Linked DNA regions of Homo sapiens: region 1 is linked to region 2. Evidence: chromatin contacts called from ENCODE Hi-C or POLR2A ChIA-PET data. All regions are on one chromosome and are shown on one strand. The core of a region is the stretch at or near the end of the contact, and the rest is flanking DNA. Distances in the headings are between cores, read along the strand shown.

Evidence for each region. A loop is a pair of places that touch in the nucleus more often than their neighbours do. ChIA-PET counts read pairs that join two places held with the same protein, here RNA polymerase II (POLR2A). Pooled maps may share reads with other maps.
Region 1: a map of esophagus squamous epithelium shows a loop between it and region 2 (2.0-fold over the local background). The contact joins the enhancer-like site here to the promoter of NEU2 in region 2. A Hi-C loop is called at or near these places in 6 of 168 maps with a recorded cell type or tissue (PC-3, PC-9, dorsolateral prefrontal cortex and 2 more) and 3 of 50 pooled maps. POLR2A ChIA-PET finds 5 or more read pairs at or near these places in 5 of 52 experiments (B cell, OCI-LY7, PC-3 and 1 more).

What each region holds. Positions count from the first base shown.
Region 1 is chr2:233,228,299-233,235,634 of GRCh38, reverse strand. No RefSeq gene overlaps it. Among named protein-coding and RNA genes, the nearest start is that of ATG16L1, 20 kb to the left of the region's middle. Within about 2 kb of position 4,359, at least 3 of the 41 ENCODE cell types and tissues checked have a DNase peak (open chromatin) inside an H3K27ac peak, as active enhancers do.
Region 2 is chr2:233,026,619-233,034,267 of GRCh38, reverse strand. It overlaps NEU2 (neuraminidase 2), which reads right to left and starts at 1,596. Exons shown (of 2, transcript NM_005383.2): 1 at 1,396-1,596; 2 at 1-152. The coding sequence starts at 1,596.

The sequences.
Region 1 (7,336 bases), core at 3,110-5,609, 200 kb before region 2:
ATTTTTTTTTTGTATTTTTAGTAGAGATGGGGTTTCACCATGTTGGTCAGGCTGGTCTCGAACTCCTGACCTCAGGTAATCTGCCTACCTCGGCCTCTCAAAGTGCTGGGATTATAGGCGTGAGCGTGTGAGCCACTGCACCCGGCCAGTTTTTTTTTTTTTTTTTTTAACGAGTGAATATCTTACCTGAAAAATATTCGTAAATGTGGGTTTTATTCTAGTTGAGGTAGAAAAAAACACTGTACTTTGTCCTGATTTTTAGTGAGTGAAGTTCAAGGAGAAAAAGTAACAAGAGAATTCAGAGAATTTTGAAAATGATTGTTTTGAATGTTGAGTTTTTGAATTTGGGAAATAAGATAGCTGTTACCATGGCTTTATGTTAACAGCTAAAGAATCCAGCAAGGAGTAAATGATGGCCCTGCATCCCCAGGCACAGGGGAAATTTTTGGAACATGAAAATATGAGTTTTAGAAACATGATTCAACTGTCAAAACACGACAAATCAGCAATTCCAATTATGAAACTAAATGCCAGTATTCTGTTTGTTGGGCCACAGAGTGTATGTGACAAGAGTTATCCTTGTGATAAAAAGTTAAACCAGGCCGGGAGCCGTGGCTCACACTTGTAAACCCAGCACTTTGGGAGGCCGAGACGGGTGGATCACGTTAGGTCAGGAGTTTGAGACCAGCCTGACCAACAGGGTGAAACCCCGTCTCTACTAAAAATACAAAAATTAGCTGGGCGTGGTGGCGCATGCCTGTAATCCCAGCTACTTGAGAGGCTGAGGCAGGAGAATCGCTTGAACCCTGGAGGTAGAGGTTGCAGTGAGCCTAGATCGCGCCACTGCACTCCAGCCTGGGCAACAGAGCAAGACTCTGTCTCATAAATAGATAAATAAATAAATAAACTCCATCTCAAAAACAAAAAACCAAAAAAACATTAAACCAAAGAAAAACTTTGAGAGAATCTGTTGCTAGCTTACCTAAGTAACCTCTCCCTCTCCCTCTTCCTGCCATGTGAGTCCTGCGTAAAATCTTTATGGCTGGGTTCAAAGGCTTTTTCCCCCTGCATTTCAGATTTTTTGGTAGGATAAGGTCCTAGCAGGGACTCTAGAAGAAAGGTCAAAGATGATGAAGATATCAAAGCATCTCAGGATCTAGCCTTGTAGCTTTCCACAAGGGTTTACCACTTCACATTTCCACCCACATTGCAGAATGTGCACCCTAACCACAGCTTTACCAGTTTTGGTATTACAACGACAAGAAATTCTTGTTGGTTTGATAGATTGTGATAATATCTGACTGTTGTTTGAATTTGCATTTTATGGGTAAAATTGTGGATTTTCTCACATATTTGTTATTTTCTGTTTTTTTCTCTTGGGGTAATATCTGTCTAAATACTTTGCCCATTTTGTATAGGCAAAGAATAAAAAATTACCTGTGAGTTATTTGGGGGGAAAGCTAGCAAGATATAATATTTTTGGTATGAGTTTTCAGGATTTGTCTAAGAGACATTCTTTGCAAGGCAGACAGGAGGTGGGTGTGGATGGGGTCACTCAACTTTTGAGTGTTAGGAAGCCTCTTATAGGAAGTTATAAAAATTCGTCCCTTAGTACTTATGAAACATTGTGGTATCTGAGTGTTTCCATATGTTGGCATTTCCGTATTTTTGGATGAAAAGTTCTGCTAACTAAGGTATTATCATAGGGGTGGGTGGTCACTACTTGCCCAAGCTGAGACTTCTGTGGGAGGATAAGGCAGAATTATTTTAGAAGGTCAAGGAAAACCTTAGTAAGTCCTCAAGTAGAGCAGCTGTGCAGGGCAGGACGGCTTCTGAACAGCCACACCAAGCACAGTGTAATGACACCCTTGCATTCACTGGTCCAAAAATTATATTATACCTCGAGGTAGTGGTGCCCCTCCTGCAGGCCCCAAGTCATGCCTAATGGCTTGGCTAGTAACCTTTTATGTAATCTATTTCTCTGAGTTCTTGACCTACTCCCTTCTTTGAGTCAGGGCCCCTTTGAGACTTAATTCAACAAGTATTCATGGTGTGCTTATGATATCTCAGCTACTATTCTGGGTGATAAGCCTATATCAGTATCTCTGCCCTCAGTGAGCTTTCATTCTAAGGGGGAAGAAACAGATGATATTAAAAAAAAAAAAAAAAAAACAGACAAAAAACAAAACAAAACAAAAAAAACACACCGGCCAGGTGTGGTGGCTCATGCCTGTAATCCCAGCACTTTGGGAGACTGATGCAGGCAGATAACGAGGTCAAGAGATTGAGACCATTCTGGCCAACATGGTGAAACCCTGTCTCTACTAAAAATACAAAAATTAGCCGGATGTGGTGGAGGGGGCCTGTAATCCCGGCTACTCAGGAGGCTGAGGCAACAGAATCGCTTGAACTTGGGAGGCGGAAGTTGCAGTGAGCCGAGATTGTGCCATTGCACTCCAGCCTGGCGATACAGCGAGACTCTGTCTCAAAAAAACAAACAACAACAACAATGCCCGCCCCCCAAAAAAAAACATACGAAAGAAATAAATAGTCTGTGTTGGAAGGTGATGAGTTCTATGGAAAAAAGAAGCAGAGCCGGGTGACGGTAATGGGGAGTGGGTGGGGGTGCAGTTTCTGCATCAACAAGGTGGCCAAGATGGGCCCATTGAGAAGGTGCGATTTTAAGGCCAGGCGCGGTGGCTCACGCCTGTGATCCCAGCACTTTGGGAGGTTGAGGCGGGCAGATCACTTGAGGTCAGGAGTTTGAGACCAGCCTGGCCAACATGGTGAAACCCCGTCTCTGCTAAAAATACAAAACTTAGCCGAGCATGGTGGCACGTGCCTGTAGTCCCAGCTACTCGGGAGACTGAGGCATGAGGATCACTTGAACCCGGGAGGTGGAGGTTGCAGTGAGTTGAGATCATGCCACTGCACCCCAACCAACCTGAGTTACAGAGTGAGACTCTGTCTAAAAAAAAAAGGAAGAAGGTGAGATTTTAGCAAAGCTCTGAGGAGGTGAGGGAGTTGGCCATGAGGTCATCTGGGGGAGAACATCCCAGGCAGAGGGATCAGCTAGAGCAACAGCTCCTCCATAGTAGGTGCAACTGGGCCCCGCTGAGCTCCTCTGTAGCAGCGCTGGCACCCTCCCTCTGTTGTTGGGGTCGGGGGTGTTGTCCGCTAAAGCTTCACACCTGTCCCCCTCTCCAGAGGATAGCCCTTGGCTGACCTGACCTGCTTCCTGTCCTGGACATGCCTGGGAGGGGACCAATGCCTGACTGATGGGGGCAGGGACAAGTGTCCAATCCCCTTTCCCCTGAGAGGGACCATCTCTGGAAGTAATGTATGTTCCAGAGCTCCCCCTGGGATCAGGCTGAGACTAGACTTCTCCCAAAAGAATCTTTGCACAAAAACCCCAGGCTCAGGCTCTGCTTCCAGGGAACCAAGTCTAAGTCAGTCCTAAGGCCAGAGCTCGCCTGACATGTCCCCAAAACAGCAGGGGAGCCATCGTGGCTACAGCGTGTCTCCCCGGGCAGTGTGCACATACATACAACCGTGTGTACAGCTCTGCCTGAGCGCTGTGGAACCAGGTTCAGCAGCGTGGAATCTCCTGGGCCCCCACCTATGATTGGTAATCACACATGTTAACTTCCTGATAAAGCATCCATTTCTCCCCAAAAGAGAAAAGGGTTGGAAGGGCATCTTCTCAGATAGAACTTTCTGTCTTTAGTTAAGAAAAGCTGCCTATTTGCCTCTGTCCAAAGCTGCTTTCCTGGAAAATAAGTGGACCCATCTGCTATGGATTGAATTTTGGGTCCCCACCAAATTAATATTTTGTAGCCCCAGCTCCCATTATGATGGTATTTGGAGATCGGGCTTCTAGGAGGTAATTAAGGTTAAATGAAGCCATAAGGGTGGGTGGCTTTATAAGAAGAGGAAGAAAGGTGCCTGGGCTCGGTGGCTCACGCCTGTAATCCTAGCACTTTGGGAGGCCGAGGTGTGCGGATTACCTGAGGTCAGGAGTTCGAGACCAGCCTGGCCAACATGGCAAAACCCCATCGCTACTAAAAATACAAAAATTAGCCGGGTGTGGTGGCACACGTCTGTAATCCCAGCTACTCGGGAGGCTGAGGAAGGAGAATCGCTTGAACCCAGGAGGCAGAGGTTGTAGTGAGCCGAGATCGTGCCATTGCACTCCAGCTCGGGTGATGGGAACAAGACTCCATCTCAAAAAAAAAAAAAAAAAAAAAAAAAAAAAAAAAGAAGAGGAAGAAAGGGAAAGAGAAAGCAGAAATTTCTTTCCTGCTATCTCTGCCGTGTGAGGACACAGTGAGATGACAGGCGTTCATCAGCCTGGAAGGGAGGCCTTATCAGAAACTGAACTTGCTGGTACCTTGATCTTGGACTTCAGCCTCCAGAAACGTGAGAAATAAATTTCTGTTGTTTAAGCCACCCACTCTGTGGCTTTTTGTTGTGGCAGGCTGAATAGACTCATACATTACCAAAAGCACAAAAAGCAGTTTCGAAAATTCTAGAGTGAGGTTTGCGAAGATCACTTTTCTAATCCTGTTGGTAAATAGTCCTTGCAATGCCACCACCCAGCTCCAGGGAGGCCAGCGACAGAGGGTGTGAGAACCAGGCCCCAGATTACTTTTCTACTTTCATACCTAACCATAAGATGGAAGCATTGTCTGAAGACAGACTGAGGGAGAGTGTTCTCAGAATTTTAATCATTGCCTGTGTAGTTGCTGTTCTGCGAACACTGAGATCATCTCCTCTTGTATAGAAAATTAATACCAAGAGGTAATGTGTTGTCGTTTTTTTTAATGTAAAATGCTTAACCCATCTCTGCATATTCTGGCAATATAACCAAACTCTTGACAAGGAGTTGAAAAGAACAAGCTTAGAGACTGGAGACACAATTTTGGGGACTTGGTTCCCTACCTTTCTTTCTTCTTTCTTTCTTTCTTTCTTCTTCTTCTTTTTTTTTTTTTTTTTTGAGACAGAGTCTCTCTCTGTCTCCTAGCAGTTGCACAATCTCAGCTCACTGCGACCTCCGCCTCCCAGGTTCAAGCGATTCTCCTGCCTTAGCCTCCCAACTAGCTGAGACTACAGGCGCACACCACCACTCCTGGCTAATTTTTGTATTTTTGGTGGAGACAGGGTTTCACCATGTTGGCCAGGCTGGTTTCGAACTCGTGACCTCAGGTGATCCACCTGCTTCAGCCTCCCAAAGTGCTGGGATGACAGGCTTGAGCCACCAGGCCTGGCCTTTACCTTTCTTATATGACCTTTGCCAGTGCCCTGACCTCCCTGAACCTCAGTTTCTTCCTCTATAAAATACACATAGGCCCCACCCTATAGAGCAGTGAGGATCAAGTAGAGAACCCATGAGATAGTGCATTTTATCTTAGCCCAGAGGCATCCATCTCTTCAACCAGTACTAGCAATTCCTGAGATAGGTAACTTGCTGGATTGGAGTGGGTTTACCTTATTCCTGAGTAGATTGTCATGTGGCCTTAGCCCAAGAGAAGTCCAAGAGCTCAACAAAATTTCATAATCTTGGGTGCACACCTGTGTCTGCTCACAGGTAAGAGAATGGATGGGTACAAATAAGGAAGAAAGAGCCTCTGTAGGGAGAATGGGCTAGCCAGTGCTCAATTAGCTACATCAGCATGACCTGGGGCAGGGGGGGTAGTGTTCAAAATGTATGTTCCTAGGTTTTGCGAACTCCCCTGGCTCCTGTGTCCCCCAGCCACTGTATCAGATTCTTTATGAATGGTCCCAAGCCAGGCACTTTTTAAAATTTTATTTATAGAGACAGGGTCCCACTATGTTGCCCAGGCTGGCCTTGAACTCCTGAGCTCAAGCAATCCTCCCACCTCAGCCTTCCAAATTACAGGCGTGAACCACTGCACCTGGCCAAGGACCTGCATTTTTAAAACAGGCACCTCACATATTTCTTATGTACACCTAAGTTTGAGAAGCAAAGGTCTGGTAACTAGATTAGATTTTGCAGTCACTAACAGGTTACTATAAATTTTATACCCCTAAGTTATAAGTACATGTTTTGAATAGCCTGCTTGGAACACCTTGCAGCTAAAATTTATTCTCCGTAACAATCAGTTTTTTTTTTTTTTCTGGGACAGAGTCTCGCTCTGGCACCCAGGCTGGAGTGCAGTGGTGCCATCGCGTCTCACTGCAACCTCTGTCTCCTGGGTTCAAGCGATTCTCCTTCCTCAGCCTCCCGAGTAGCTGGGACTACAGGCATGCTCAACCATGCCTGGCTAATTTTTGTATTTTTAGTAGAGATGGGGTTTCACCATGTTGGCCAGGCTGGTCTCAAACTCCTGACCTCAAGTGATCCGCCCACCTCAGCCTCCCAAAGTGCTGGGATTACAGGTGTGAGTCACAGCCTCAATCAGTATTTTTATGCTACTTATTGACCAAAAAAAAAAAAAAAAAAAAAAAAAATTGCAAGCTAATTATATGCCACCTAGGATTAGTACTTACATTATGTAAAATATTCCTCCAGTCATACATTATCACTCTTATGTTCAATTAGGGTGATTTAAGAGGAACAATTGGAGACTCTTTTTACATTTATTCACTGAAAATCAAGTGAGTAACAAATTAGGAAAGACATGCAGTGGTCTTTAGAATCTGGGCATAATCAAAACTATTGAATTATGAGGTCTGAGTTTTGTTTTGCTGTGTGGGACCTGATGCCAAGATGCACAGCAAATTCAATGGAAACATGATGTATTTTGCAATGAACAAAGAGCAAAGGTTCCATTAAATTTAGCATTCTGACTTCATTAAAAATTTTTATTCCAGCACATAGAACATGCTGTGAAAAAGAAATCGCAGAATGACATAAAACAACCTCTTGTCATTTGAGAGTCTATATTTACAGTCATTTCTAAGTGTTTCCGCACCACTGGGACTGTGGGAAAGATTTTCCTTTTCATTATGCAACATTATGAACCAGAACCAAAAATTTAAGACAGCTAGTTTTAATATTTTTTGTTAACACCATATTGTTGAATGGTATCCTGCCAACGGCAAGAGAGAATGGGTAAAAAACCTGTTGTCCATATGCTGCAGGATGAATAATAATTTCACAAGTAGAAACAAGGAAAGAGTGAGCCTGAAAAACATGAAATCTATGAAATACAGTGTCTCAGGATGGCACTCAGTGACTGCAAGGAAACAGTGCTAAGATGGTACCAGACCAGCTGATCTTACAGGTGCCATCCTCATGGGTCTTCCAAGGTAGGATTCTCAGAGCCCAGTTACCTTGAGAAAGGCTCACCCGAGAACCCTCTGGGTACAAATA
Region 2 (7,649 bases), core at 347-2,846:
CTGGTCTGCAGCTGCTGTTGCTCCGTGACTTGCCCAGGGATGGCAATGAAGAAGAGGAAGAGGGTCCCCGTCTGCGCGTCATACAAGGGGCATGGGTTCATGGACCGGTGGCCATCCAGCCGGGCCTGGGCCACCACCTCCTGAGCTTGCCACTGAGTAGGGAGAGAGAAAGAAGAAGGCAGCCTTGAAACAGCTGGGGATGGTGCCAGGAGCTGCATGAGTGGGAGGGGTGGGCACGGGTGTGTCTCCCGGGTTAGAGTCAAAAGTCATCGAGAAGAACTCTTCACCCAACACTCATATCCTCCTTGCAACGTTTCCCCAGAGCTGCGGGGCCCAGGGTGCCACCTCACCCCTCCAAGGCAGCCACACTCGGCTGAGTGATTCTGTTCCTTCCATTGCCATCAATATGCATTTACAGAACACCCACCTGCCAGACCACAAGATATGAAGATGACTCGTGCATGAGCCATTCCCAACTTCATCCTGGTTCCTCCACTTCCCACCCCAGTCCAGCTCACCATCCTTGAATAGCAAAGCCCTGGCGGAAGGTGCAATAACCTGACCAGTACAAGACAGAATGTGACGGTCACCTCTCACCTTCTACACTCCATATCCTACTCATGTAGCCAAGGAGGAGTCACATTGAGCTTCCAGAATCCCCAAGTCTATGTCACATGTGCTGTCTGTCCCCATTTATTAACAGCTACCCCCATTGGGCAATTCTAAGCACAGACACAGCACCAAAAGTCTAACATCCATGGTCTCATCTAATGCCTCAATCCCCAGGGAACAGGTGTTAGTAGCTCCATTATTACAGTGAGCAAGAGACCGCGACAGGGAGGAGGAGTTGCCTAGGCCACATCTGTGGTCAGTGGCGGAACCAGGACTTGAACCCAGGTCCATCTGCTTCAAATCCCATGCTTTGAACAGCTGTGTAGTAATGACCACAAAGGAATGATAATAATATTAAACTCTTCAAATATGATCAGCCAGCCTTGGGTGCTGTCATCAGGATTAATTATTTAATCTATAAAATGGGACTTTAGGACACAAGCCATCACCCCACCCCAAGTCCCCAAGTTAATTTTACTCAAAGGACACAACCCTCCATTATGCAACACTGAACTATTCCTCCGTGAGGTCATCACGGATGCTGGGCAACTCATTCAATCTTTCATGAAAACAGATGGAGGCCAGCTGGACTAATTCACAGTGAACCCAGAGGTCCAGGGAACCATTAGGGGCACTTTCTCTGCTCTATCTCTCCTCCGGAGTACAGCCATTGAGGGATAAAGTTGTCCCTGTATTTCTTGAGATCCAGGACTGGCCCCTGATCACAGCAGCAAAGGGTGTGGCAGAGCCCTGGGGAGCCAGTGCAGACACCTCCTGCCTCACCTGAACCTGGTGGGTGGGTGCGTCGTAGTCTCCTCTGCGCAGGACAATCAGCTCTGCGTGCTCATCCTTCTTGCTTGCCCGCTGTTCCGCGAAGGCCAGCAGGGACTGCTGCCCAGGCAGGTAGAGCAGGGCAGGGATTCTGTAGGCATGGGCTCCCGACTGGAACACGCTCTCCTTCTGCAGGACAGGAAGGGACGCCATGGGGCTGGGGGGTGGACAGGAAGAGAAGATGTGTCACCTGCAGCCACACCTGAGATGGGCTCAGAGTCATTCACCAAGACAGGTGGTGCTCACCCCCTGGCTGAGTGGACCAAAGTCAGGGCGGCCTGTCCTCTTCCCGCGTGGGGTTCATTCTCCTTTCCTACATCTCAAGACCCTGCTTCTTAATTCTGCCTTTGCCTCGGTGGATATCGGGAGGGGGTATTGCAAAAGCGTGTTTTGGATTCGATTTTTATTCTAAGTTAACAATGCTCCTTACAACAGATTTTCGATAACCTCCAGCTGCTTTTGCCAAACCCAGCCCATCAATCCAGGGGCAAACCTCGGGAGGACAGCAGTGCAGGCCGGGTGGCATTCGGCAGCTGCCCAAATGCCAGAAAGTGACACATGGGAGCTTTTTATAACTCCAGAGCCCTAGAAAGTTGTTTCAAAGAAAAGGAAAAAGAAAAAGCATGGCTTCTAAGGCTCTGCTCCCCAGGCTGCCTGAGGCTGAGGCCCGTCTGCCCCCGCTGCTGCGTGGGCTCCCCCTGAGGCAGCGAGGGGGCGGCGCTGCAGTGGGAAAGGAAGAGACAGGGGCTCCTGACAGCTAACCCAGGCTGGGGGCGTGGGGTGCTCCAGAGGTCTAAGAAAATAACAATTAAAAATAAGTCTTCAGCTAAAAAGGGTAGGGAGGGGACAGAGGTAACTTGGGGACAGTGGGTGACAGTGATTTTCGGGCTAAGCTGCCTAGGTCCCTTTAGGAGGATGCATCCCGCAGCTCTGGGGAGTGTTGGCTGCAGGGCCCTGGCCTGGGGAGGATGGGCCAGTTGTTCCCAGATGAAGAATCTGCCCCAGGTCATACCCAAGAAGGGCTGCTTGATGATTGGTCCACTCAGAGCCTGAAGACCCTCTTCCTGAACTCCTGACCAGGAACAGTGCGGCTCCGGAGCTCCCTCCGGGCGGCTGGGCCTTCCCTGAGACTGCATTACAGCCGCCTCTTTCTCTGCTGCTCCTCCCTTTCCCCCAGAGGCTCTTGCCTGCCGTGGGTCTCCGTGTCAGAGCCGGCGTCCTGGGCACCCCGTCTGAGACACAGCCTTTGCAGAGGGCAAGTGGGCAAGAGGCCAGCAAGAGGGGCAAGGTTTGCCTTTGTGCACCCTTTTGTACTGCTCTCATTTTTCTACCACATGCATGCGTTATCTATTTAAAACTTAGCTTCTTTGAGAAATAAATGTAATCTATCAGTCTTTCATTCAACCACAGTGAACGTTAATATTAGGACGATGTGAGAAAATAAAACTGAGAAGGGCAAAAGCTGCACAAGGAAAAAATGTGCTATTCCCTGAACTTCGGTGGGAGATTCATGGCTTGGTGATAGAATCACCAAATTATAATCCAAGGACACAGGCCTTGATAGGTATCGGGAGGCCTATGCTGAAACGCTGTTAGAAAATGTCAGCAGGAAAGAATCAAATATGATAACAAGTAAAAATGAAAATGGAGAACTGTGCAGTTTCACAGTGTTCTCTGGAAAATTGATCAAGGATTTATTTAAGCTCCATAGAGTGGGCTCTGGAAAGTGTCCTTGATGGAAATTCAGCAGAGTTGGTATAATTCAGTTTAAAATGTTTGTATTTAAAATGTCCTCAGGGCCAAAATTTCTGTATGGATTACAATGGCTGGCCTTCTCTACACAATGTGGGAGGAAAGGAGAGAAGAAGTTTAGCTGAGGAAATCTTTTTTTTTTTTTCTTTTTTTTTAGATGGAGTTTCGCTCTTGTTGCCCAGGCTGGAGTGCAATGGCGAGATCTCGGCTCACTGCAACCTCCGCCTCCCAGGTTCAAGTGCTTCTCCTGCCTCAAGCTCCCGATTACAGGCATGCACCACCATGCCCAGCTACTTTTGTATTTTTAGTAGAGACGGGGTTTTTCCATGTTAGTCAGGCAGGTCTCGAACTCCTGACCTCAGGTGATCCTCCCGCCTCAGCCTCCCAAAGTGCTGGGATTACAGGCATGAGCCACCACGCCCGGCCAGCTGAGGACATCTATAAAGACATTCTAGAGGGAAAACAAGACAGAGACGTCTTCGGGAGGAATCACAAGGCAAGACACACACCAGGCCTTTGGGGTTGAGTAGGGGTCCAGCCTAAGGCCTAGGAAACCGGGCTGATGGGCTCCATGAGGTGAGTGTGACCAGAACTGGTGGCTCATGCCTTAGAGAGAAGATGGGGCAAGGGAGAGAACAGAGGCTTCAGGCTAGAACTAGGGAGCAAAGCCACTGGCTGGCCCACCCTCAAGAAGAGAACCACTCTCAATGCTTACAATTGAGATATGTGACCAGGCACAGTGGCTCACGCCTGTAATCCCAGCAGTGGGAGAGGCAGAGGCAGGTGGATTGCTAGAGTCCAGAAGTTCCAGACCAGCCTGGGCAACATGGCAAAACCCCATCTCTACAAAAAATACAAACATTAGCCAGTCATGGTGACACATGTCTGTAGTTCCAGCTACTCGGGAGGCTGAGGTGGAAGGATTGCTTGAGCCTGAGAGGTGAAGGTTGCAGTCAGCTGAGATAGCACAACTGCACTCCAGCCTGGGCAACAGAGTGAGACCCTGTCTCGAAACAAAAAATAAAATAAAATAGAGATATAATTCACATATTATAAAATGTACCTTTTAGAAGTGTATGATTCAGGCTGGGTGCAGCGGCTCACGCCTGGAATCCCAGCACTTTGGGAGGCCGAGGCGGGTGGATCACCTAAGCTCAGGAGTTTGAGAAGTGTATGATTCAGTGGTTTTTTTAGTATTTTCATAAAGTTATACAGCCATCACCACTATCCAATTCCAGAATATTTTCACCACCCCAAAAGAAATCCCATACCTGTGAGCAATCACTCCCCTGTCAATGAAAACAGTCAAACTCTGTAAAATATTTGAAGAGATTTATACTATACTATACTATACTATTTATATATTTGGCTATAAAAGAGATTTATAGCCAAGTATGAGTAACAAATGGCTCGTGACACAGCCCCAGGAGATCCTATGTGCCCAACGTGGTCAGAGTACAGCTTGGTTTTATACATTTTAGGGAGACTTAAGACATAAATCAATACATGTAGGATGTACATTGGTTCCGTCTGGAAAGGCGGGACAACTTGAGGTGGGAGTAGGGAAGGCAGTTTCCAGATCATAGGTAGATTCCAAAAATTTTCTGATTGGCAGTTGGTCAAAAGAGTTTATCTAAAGACCTGGAATCAGTAGAAAGGAATGTCGGGTTAAGATGAGCGGTTAGCTGGGCGCAGTGGCTCATGCCTGTAATCCCAGCACTATGGGAGGCTGAGATAGGCGGATCACGAGGTCAGGAGATCGAGACCATCCTGGCTAAAACGGTGAAACCCCGTCTCTACTAAAAATACAAAAATTAGGTGGGTGTGGTGGTGGGCGCCTGTAGTCCCAGCTACTCGGGAGGCTGAGGCAGGAGAATGGCATGAACCCGGGAGGCGGAGCTTGCAGTGAGCCGAGATTGCGCCACTGCACTCCAGCCTGGGCGACCGAGGGAGACTCCGTCTCAAAAAAAAAAGATGAGCTGTTGTGGAGACCAAGGTCTCATCACGCAGAGGCCGCCAGGTGGCAGGCTTCAGAGCTCTTCGCAGACCTAAAAAGATGCCAGAGTCTTAGTTAATTCTCTCCTGGATCAGGAAAAGGCCTGGAAAGGGAAGGGGATTCTCTACAGAATGCAGATGTTTCCTCACAAGAGACAGCTTTGCAGGGCCATTTCAAAATAAGTCAAAGAAATACATTTGGGGGTAAAATACTTTAATTTCATTCAGGACCTGCTATCTGTCCTGATGCTATACTAGAGTTAGTTTGGAATTTGGTGTCTTATTGCTACAAAAAGTCTGTTTCATCAGCCTTAAGATCTGTTTTAGTCAGGTGCGGTGGCTCACGCCTGTAATCCCAACACTTTGGGAGGCCGAGGCAGGTGGATCATCTGAGGTCAGGAGTTCAAGACCAGACTGGACAACATGAAAGAATCCCTGTCTCTACTAAAAATACAAAAATTACTCAGGCATGGTGGCACATGCCTGTAATCCCAGCTACTTGGGAGGCTGAGGCAGGAGAATTGCTTGAACCTGGGAGGCGGAGGTTGCAGTGAGCACTCCAGCCTGGGTGATAGAGCGAGACTCCGCCTCAAAAAAAAAAAAAAAGATTTGTTTTAATGTTAATGCTGGTCAGCTGTATCTGAATTCCAAAAGGAGGAAGGTGGGAGACACGTCTGACCTCTGACCCCCACTCCCCATCATGGTCTGAACTAGTTTTTCAGGTTAACTTGGGAATGCCCTTAGCTGAGGAAGGGTCCACTCAGTTGGCTGAGGGGGCTTAGCATTTTACTTCTGATTTACACTCCATTACCCAGTCCCCTCAGCGCCTGGCAACCACTCATCTATGTCCTGTCTCTCTGGATTTGCCTATTCTGGCCATTTCATGTAAATGCAGTCATATGCTATGCGGCCCGTGGACTGGCATCTTCCACCAAGCACCATGTTTCCAAGATTCGTGCAGGTTGTAGCATGGGTCAGTACCTCATTCCTTTTCATGGCTCAGTAATATTTGATTGTATGGCTACACCACAGCTATGGTTTGAATGCTTGTATCCTCTTCAAAATTCATGTCAAAACTTAATTCCCAAAGCAATAGTATTAAGAGGTAGGACCAGGCCGTGAGGATGGAAGAGACTAGAACCTTTATGAAAGAATTTGGGGAAGTGGTTTGTCCCCCTCCACCATGTGAGGACACAGTGTTCATCCCCTCCAGGGGATGCAGCAACAAGGCACTGTTAGATATGAGTTCTAAATTTCTTTTCAAAGAATTAATATGTCAGTATGTTCAATTCTTTGCCTTCTACTTTTAAACTTAACTTCCTCATAAAGCAACCTTTTTCGATTACCTTTCCACCCTGACTCATTCCGATTATTCCGATTACCTGCTACCTGCTCTGCCCTGATTCCCGCCAAATCACTTATCCCATCATTCCCTTTAAATTGGCCAATAGGAATTAGTTTAGCCTGTGCGGTCCAACCCTACCCAATAGGGGAACGACACAGCAGTAGGGGCCACGTGAGTCAGGGATAAGAACCCCTTCCCCTCCCTTGTCCAAGTGAGTGCTCACCATTGCTCCATCTGTAAGAGCACACCCTTCTATAGAAGTAACTTGTCTTGCTGAGAATTAAAAAGAAAATTTTATATTTGAGTGCTATTCCTTTTGTGGCACCAAAACTTTATATATAACAGCACCATCTTGGAAGCAGAGACCGAGCCTTCACCAGATATTGAACCTGCTGGTGTCTTGATCTTGGACTTTCCAGCCTCCAGAGAAATAAACTTCTATTATTTATAAATTACTCAGTCTGTGGTATTTTGTTACAGCAACACAAATAGACTAAGTCACTTTTTTTTTTTTTTTTTTTGAGACAGAGTCTTGCTCTGTCTCCCAGGCTGGAGTGAAATGGTGCGATCTTGGCTCACTGCAACCTCCACCTCCCAGGTTCAAGTGGTTCTCCTGCCTCAGCCTCCTGAGTAGCTGGGATTACATATGCACACCACCAGGCCTGGCTAATAAGTCACATTTTATTTATGAATTCATCAACGGATGGGCATTTGGGCTGTTTCTGGTGTTTTGGGCTATTTTGCCTAATGCTGTTATGAACACTAGTGTACAAGTTTTTGTGCAGATATATGCCTCCAGTTTTCTGGGGTATCTGCCTAGGAGTGGAATTGCTGGGTCATACAGTCATTTTGTATTTACCTTTTTGAGGATCTGCCAAATTATCTTCCACAGCAGCTATACCACTCCACATTTTCACAGGAAATGTGCGAAGGTTCCAATTGCTCCACATCCTCATCAACACTTGGTATTATGTCCTTTTAGTTATTTTGATTCCAGCCTTCCTAGTGGGTGTGAAGTGGCATCTCACTGTGGCTTTTGATTTGCATTTCCCTGATGACTAAGGAGGCTAAGCATCTTTGCATGTGCTTCTTGGCCATAGGAGTTGGATTTTAG